Linked DNA regions of Homo sapiens: region 1 is linked to region 2. A link is a contact called in ENCODE Hi-C or POLR2A ChIA-PET data. All regions are on one chromosome and are shown on one strand. Each heading gives the region's core, a stretch centred on a gene start or an enhancer-like site at or near the end of the contact. The rest is flanking DNA. Distances are from core to core; before and after follow the strand shown. Region 1 holds the start of KLHDC7B (kelch domain containing 7B). Region 2 overlaps TRABD (TraB domain containing).

Region 1 (2,700 bases), core at 177-2,676, 350 kb after region 2:
TCGCGGAAATAAATTTTAATCCAGTTTTGAAGCCACCACTTGGAGTTCCAGGGCAGTTGCACCCCGGGGGTGCGCTGCCGCCACCGCTTCCCGCCCCCTACTCAGTCTCTAATATTTATGGGTGTCATCTCCATCCTCTGAAGGTTTCTGGACCCCAAACTTAACCAAGAGGCAGAGCCTGAGACTGGGACAGAGAATAAGGGCACGGTCTAGAAAGCCTTCCCTCAACTTGAGGTCCACCTTAAGGCATGGGGCCCACCCTCACCCTCTCCCTGTCATCTAATAGTCCCAGGGGGAGCTGGGAGGTGAGTTACCTGAGGCTCAGTAGGGTTCAGGCTGGGTGCCAGGGACACTCCTAGGCCATCTCCTTGCTGCTTGAGTAAGGGAGAAATCCCCAGGCCTGCTGTGTCCCAGAGGAAGGAAAAATACACACGGTACTTTCCAGGGAGCCCTGCCTTTGTCCCAGGGACTCCAGGCTCTTTTTCTTGTCTGAGCCTCACCTGGCACCTGGCCCGAGACACTCCTGAGATGGGATTAAGCAAGGAGCAGGTGGAGGAGCCCAGGCTTCTCCCTCAGGAAGCAAGTGCTCACATCCAACAGAAGTACCTACATGCCGGCCTGAGCCAGGGCTAGGAGGTACCAGCCAGGATGTGGTCTCGAGGGCGAGTCCTCAGCTCAGATAAGGGAAGGCTGAGGACTGAGATGAAGACACCCAGAGTCTGGCTATTAGAGCACCTGGGGCCAGAGGGGGGTGGTTTCTAAGGGATCCAGGTGCTGGCTGATGCGGTAACTGGAGTAGGGGGCAGGCTGGGCTCAGGGTTCTCCAGGGGCACAGTGAGAGTCTCATCTGGGCAGTCAAGACACTCTCGATGGGCGCAGGGGGTCCAGGAGATCCTAGAAGGTCTAGGTGGGCTGAAATAAGCCTGGCCATAAAGAGAGAAATATGTTTGGATTTTATTTATCCCATTAATTTTTTTTTTCTCTTGACTTGATAACCCTATCCCATGTCTGGTAAACCCAGAGTAAGGAGTCCAAAAGCTGCTGGAGGAGGAGCTATGGGAGCCTCAGTCTCCTCTCTATGCCCCCTCCCTGTGCCCCAGTACAAACCTCCACAGCACCCCTGCAATGATAATGCTCACTGCCAGGACCCGTGTCCAGGGTCTCCCTCTTCAGCCTGAGAGACCACCGTCAGGCACAGCCTGCACCCTCCCGTGCACGGCCCCCACCCCTCCCCTGCTGGCCCACAGTGGAATCAGCCTCTCCGGTTTCTGGTGATTTCATCAGGGCCACATCACATTGCTAGAGCTAGAGATAACATCTCCCTGTGGGTAACCCTTCCCTGCCAAGCCCCCTGAAGCTGGGCCCAGGCTGAGAGGAGGGACTGTGGGGTGTGGAATAAATTTAGGGGTGTGAGGGTCTACCAGGCAGAAGCAGGTTGGCTGTGATGACAGCACAGAGCTCAGGAACGCTGCCTGAGGACCCTGGGGCCTACGAGGAGGAGAAGAGGGCAGGAGCTGGTGGGGTGCTTGCAGAGACCCTGGGCTCCTATCCTGCCATAAGCCTCGCTGTCTCCTGATATCTGCAGCCAGGCCCTACTGACACCCCCAGGCCTGAGTGCAAGCAGAGACCCCACCATTCCCAGGCCCTGGAGGACTGGTCCACCTTAACTGGGCAGCCCTTGGGGCAGGCGCTGGCCGGTGCCTCAGCCCAGGCCTCTGTGCTCTGCATGCACTGCCAGCCTGCCATCAGGCCTCTATTGCAGCCCTGAACCATGATCCAGGGCACCTTGGAGCCAGATGGTCCCCTCTGGGGCTGGGACTGGGACAGTGACAATGACTGGGATAGTGCTGTGCTGGCCCTCCTGGCGCTGGCTGTGGTGGCTGCCACAGCGCTGGCCTTACACTGGTTTGGCTCCGGGCACGATCAAGAGGCGGCAGAACCGGTGTCCACAGCCCTCGGGGCTCAACCTCATCAGGCAGGAGGAGCTGAGCTGGCCCTGCAACCGAAGTCTAAGGTCAGTGATGGCAGCGAGGGGCAGAGCCCAGGGCAGGGGAAACCAGAGCCCCCAGGACGCGGCCAGCAGAGCCCTGTCCCTGCTGCAGCGCCGGGCGGGGGCCTGGCCGCCATGGCCCGGCTTCCACTCAAGACGGCTGTCGAGGAGGCCCGCAGAGAGGCATTAGGACAGCAACGGGGCAGTGCCACCCCCGCGGCCCCCCGAGCGGAAGGAAAGGAGCCTCCCAGGCCAGGCACTGCCCTCCTGGGCAGGAGCGAAGCAGGGGGGATGTCCGCCCCCCTCCTGATCCACTTCACTCCTCGGAGCCCTGGCAGCGAAGCGGAGGCGGAGACAGGTGGTGTCAGGGCGTCCTCTCGCCAGGCCGCAGGCCCCGCGGGGCAACAGGACACTGGCCCCTGGCAGGCGGGCGCGGGGCCCTCGGGCTCGATGGGGAGAGGCCGGGGCCGGCGGCGGCGGATGGACGCTGGCTCGGGAGACAGAGCCCGCCGCCCCCGGAAACTGGACCCGCTCCGCCTGGGCGCCGCGGGGAGCGTGTGGGACGCGGTGGACGGGGCCGCCGCCCTGGACGCCCACGCGCGCGGCCTCCCCACAGGACCCCCACTCGCCCAGGAGCCCGCACTCCCGGCGCTGCCCGCTCCCCGCGCCCTGCAGCCTGGGTCTCAGACGGAAGGCTCTGGGGCCAAGGG
Region 2 (2,700 bases), core at 201-2,700:
CCTGACTTGAACTCTCCTTTCCACCTGCAGGCCAACGTGGAACCTGTTGTGCCGTCAGAGGCTTCAGAGCCGGTGCCCAGGGTGCTTTCTGGAGACCCCCAGAACCTGTGTACGTGTCCCTCAGGGTCCTGGCACGTTCCCCGGTGTTGGGCTGTTGAGTCAGGGAGGAGGGGGAGGCAGCCAACCACTGCCAGGGGCTTGGAGCTTGTGGTGAGCAGGGGCCCTGGCCGAGACCTGAGGTAGGTGCTGCTAGGCCTGGTGCCACCCAACAGCAGCTGCTCCTGGGCCCTGCCTGGCAGTGGAGCCTCTTGGAGGGGCTGCAAGCAGCACAGGCAGGCCCCTGGGCATGGGGGGCTCGTGAGCACAAGCAGTGTGAGCGGCACGGGAGTCCCTCCTTGCTGTGGCCTCAGCCTGTCCCTCCTGAGTGGGGTGGGGGGGCCCATTTCGCCTCAGAGCCCCTCCCCTAGCTGAGCCCCCTGCGGCACCTGCCCCCACTGTCCCCCACACCGAACCTCATCCACAGCAACCCCCAAGGTCGCCCTCATGGGGTGTATGGGGCACAGGACTCCTGAGGCCCTGGCTTCTCGAAGCCGTGCAGCTCACAGAGGTGGTAGCCGGTGTTCCCATCACTGGGCAGGCAAAGCCTGTGGAGTGTGACGCTCGTCAGGAGTCTTGTGCTCTGCACCTGTTCAGTTCTCAGAACCCAGGAGGGTTCTAGAGCCCAGGCTGCCAGCGGGCCCGGCGGCGTCCTTGGGGTGGGCCCGGCACCACAACGGCCTGTGCTGCTGTTGCAGCCGACGTGGACGCCTTCAACCTGCTCCTGGAGATGAAGCTGAAGCGGCGGCGTCAGCGGCCCAACCTGCCGCGCACTGTGACCCAGTTGGTGGCTGAGGACGGGAGCAGGGTGTACGTGGTGGGGACAGCCCACTTCAGCGACGACAGCAAGAGGGACGTTGTGAAGGTGAGCGCCGCCACCCGCCACATCCCGGACACGGGTTGGTGTAAGCTCCTGTGTCCTGCACTCAGGGACCTCCCGGCAGGGCCCGTGTGCCCGTGTGTGCGCACCGCAGGCCTCCTGCTTCAACACTGTGGTCCCTGGGAGTGGCAAGGTGGGCTTCCTGCCTGGGAGCCGTGACGGCCTTGTGCGTTTTCCCACTTAACAAGTGAACAAGCCTCACAGCTTCCTCTCTCGTCGCTTAGAGAATTGAGCTGTCACTGCAGCAGCGGGGTTAGCTAGCCCTGGGGTGACGCCAAGGCTGGCTGCTCCTGGGATGGGGCCCCTGGTGCTGGCGTCAGCTGTGCTGAGGGGCAGGGAGCGGCTGTGTTCTCGAGGTGTGACCTGTGGCTGTTGCAGACCATCCGGGAGGTGCAGCCTGACGTGGTGGTCGTGGAGCTCTGCCAATATCGTGTGTCCATGCTGAAGATGGACGAGAGCACGCTGCTGCGGGAGGCCCAGGAGCTCAGCCTGGAGAAGCTGCAGCAGGCCGTGAGGCAGGTGCGCAGCCGCGGGCAAGGGTCAGGGTCAGGGTCGGGGTCAAAGCCACCTGTTTGCCTGTTGCCCAGGTTCCTCTCACAGCCCATGCCCCCAGTCAGTGTGGCTGTGCCTGGCCTGCCCTGGGGATTGCCGGGTTAGGGACCTCCCCTGGGCCAGGAGAAATGAAAGAGGCTCCATTACCCGGTTTCAGGCAAGGGAGGAGGAAATGGGTGGCTCTCCAAGCTGAGGCAGGGGCTGGTCACCCGAGGACTGGGTTGCTGAGCAGTTGCTGGGGATGGGTCAGGTCTCAGTGCAAGGTTGGCCCCCCCGGTACCACACCCAGGCCCAAAGTGGGTGGGGCTCAGGGCTCCTCCTGTCCCCACTTCTCCAGCCTTGCAGTGACCGGAGAGGCAGGACTTTCTCATTGCTCTTTGTGTTTTCGGTTTTTGTTTTTTTTTTTTGAGACAGAGTCTCGCTCTGTTGCCCAGGCTGGAGTGCAGTGGTGCGATCTTGGCTCACTGCAACCTTCGCCTCCTGGGTTCTAGTGATGCTCCCGCCTCAGCCTCCTGAGTAGCTGGGATTACAGGTGCCTGCCACCACACCTGGCTAATTTTTTGTATTTTTAGTAGAGACGGGGTTTCACCATGTTGCCCAGGTTCATCTCAAACTCCTGAGCTCAGGCAATCCACCCACCTCAGCCTCCCAAAGTGCTGGGAATACAGGCATGAGCCACCGCGCCCGGCCAGGCTTTGTGTTTTCAAAGGGGGCCCAGCACGCCTGACCCCAGCCCTGGTCAGTTTGCCTTCCCCCTGTTCAAAGGAAACAATTATAATGAGATCTTATAGAAATGTCCCTAAACGTTTGGCGCCTGCCTTTCATTTTTTAATTTCTCCAGATGAGGCAAGTCACCAAAGAAGACCTCTGTGGGCCGTCTTCTAAAGGGCAGTCCCCGGTCCAGCCAGGGCCCAGCACTGGGCAGCCTCCCCACCAGAGCCTGGGGCCCAGTGATCTCGAAGGGGCATAGAATTCGGCAGTGCCGTGCTGCTCACTGCTGCGGTGTCACAGAGGGAAGGGGGCGTGGGGCAGGGTCTGGGAGACACCAGGTGTCCGCTTCACCTGTCCCCTCCCGGGGGACACTCGCTGTGCCCTGGTGTCTAGGTTTCTACTGGGGTTGGTCACAGGCACGTCTGAGCTCAGACCCCAGCCCCTCCAGAGGTGGAGTGGGT

The links. A loop is a pair of places that touch in the nucleus more often than their neighbours do. ChIA-PET counts read pairs that join two places held with the same protein, here RNA polymerase II (POLR2A). Pooled maps may share reads with other maps.
Region 1: a map with no recorded cell type shows a loop between it and region 2 (4-fold over the local background). The contact joins the promoter of KLHDC7B here to the enhancer-like site in region 2. A Hi-C loop is called at or near these places in 2 of 168 maps with a recorded cell type or tissue (B cell and CD14-positive monocyte), 28 of 37 single-sample maps with no recorded cell type and 9 of 50 pooled maps. POLR2A ChIA-PET finds 5 or more read pairs at or near these places in 10 of 52 experiments (CD4-positive, alpha-beta T cell, CD4-positive, alpha-beta memory T cell, GM12878 and 7 more).

The regions. Positions count from the first base shown.
Region 1 is chr22:50,544,473-50,547,172 of GRCh38, forward strand. It overlaps KLHDC7B (kelch domain containing 7B), which reads left to right and starts at 1,427. Exons shown (of 1, transcript NM_138433.5): 1 at 1,427-2,700. The coding sequence starts at 1,772. It overlaps KLHDC7B-DT (KLHDC7B divergent transcript), which reads right to left. Exons shown (of 4, transcript NR_199716.1): 2 at 1,902-1,996; 3 at 315-923. RefSeq lists a silencer at 1-42.
Region 2 is chr22:50,193,546-50,196,245 of GRCh38, forward strand. TRABD (TraB domain containing) reads left to right here. Exons shown (of 10, transcript NM_001320485.2): 3 at 31-109; 4 at 795-961; 5 at 1,355-1,495. Among named protein-coding and RNA genes, the nearest start is that of TRABD-AS1, 5.9 kb to the right of the region's middle. Within about 2 kb of position 1,451, at least 3 of the 41 ENCODE cell types and tissues checked have a DNase peak (open chromatin) inside an H3K27ac peak, as active enhancers do.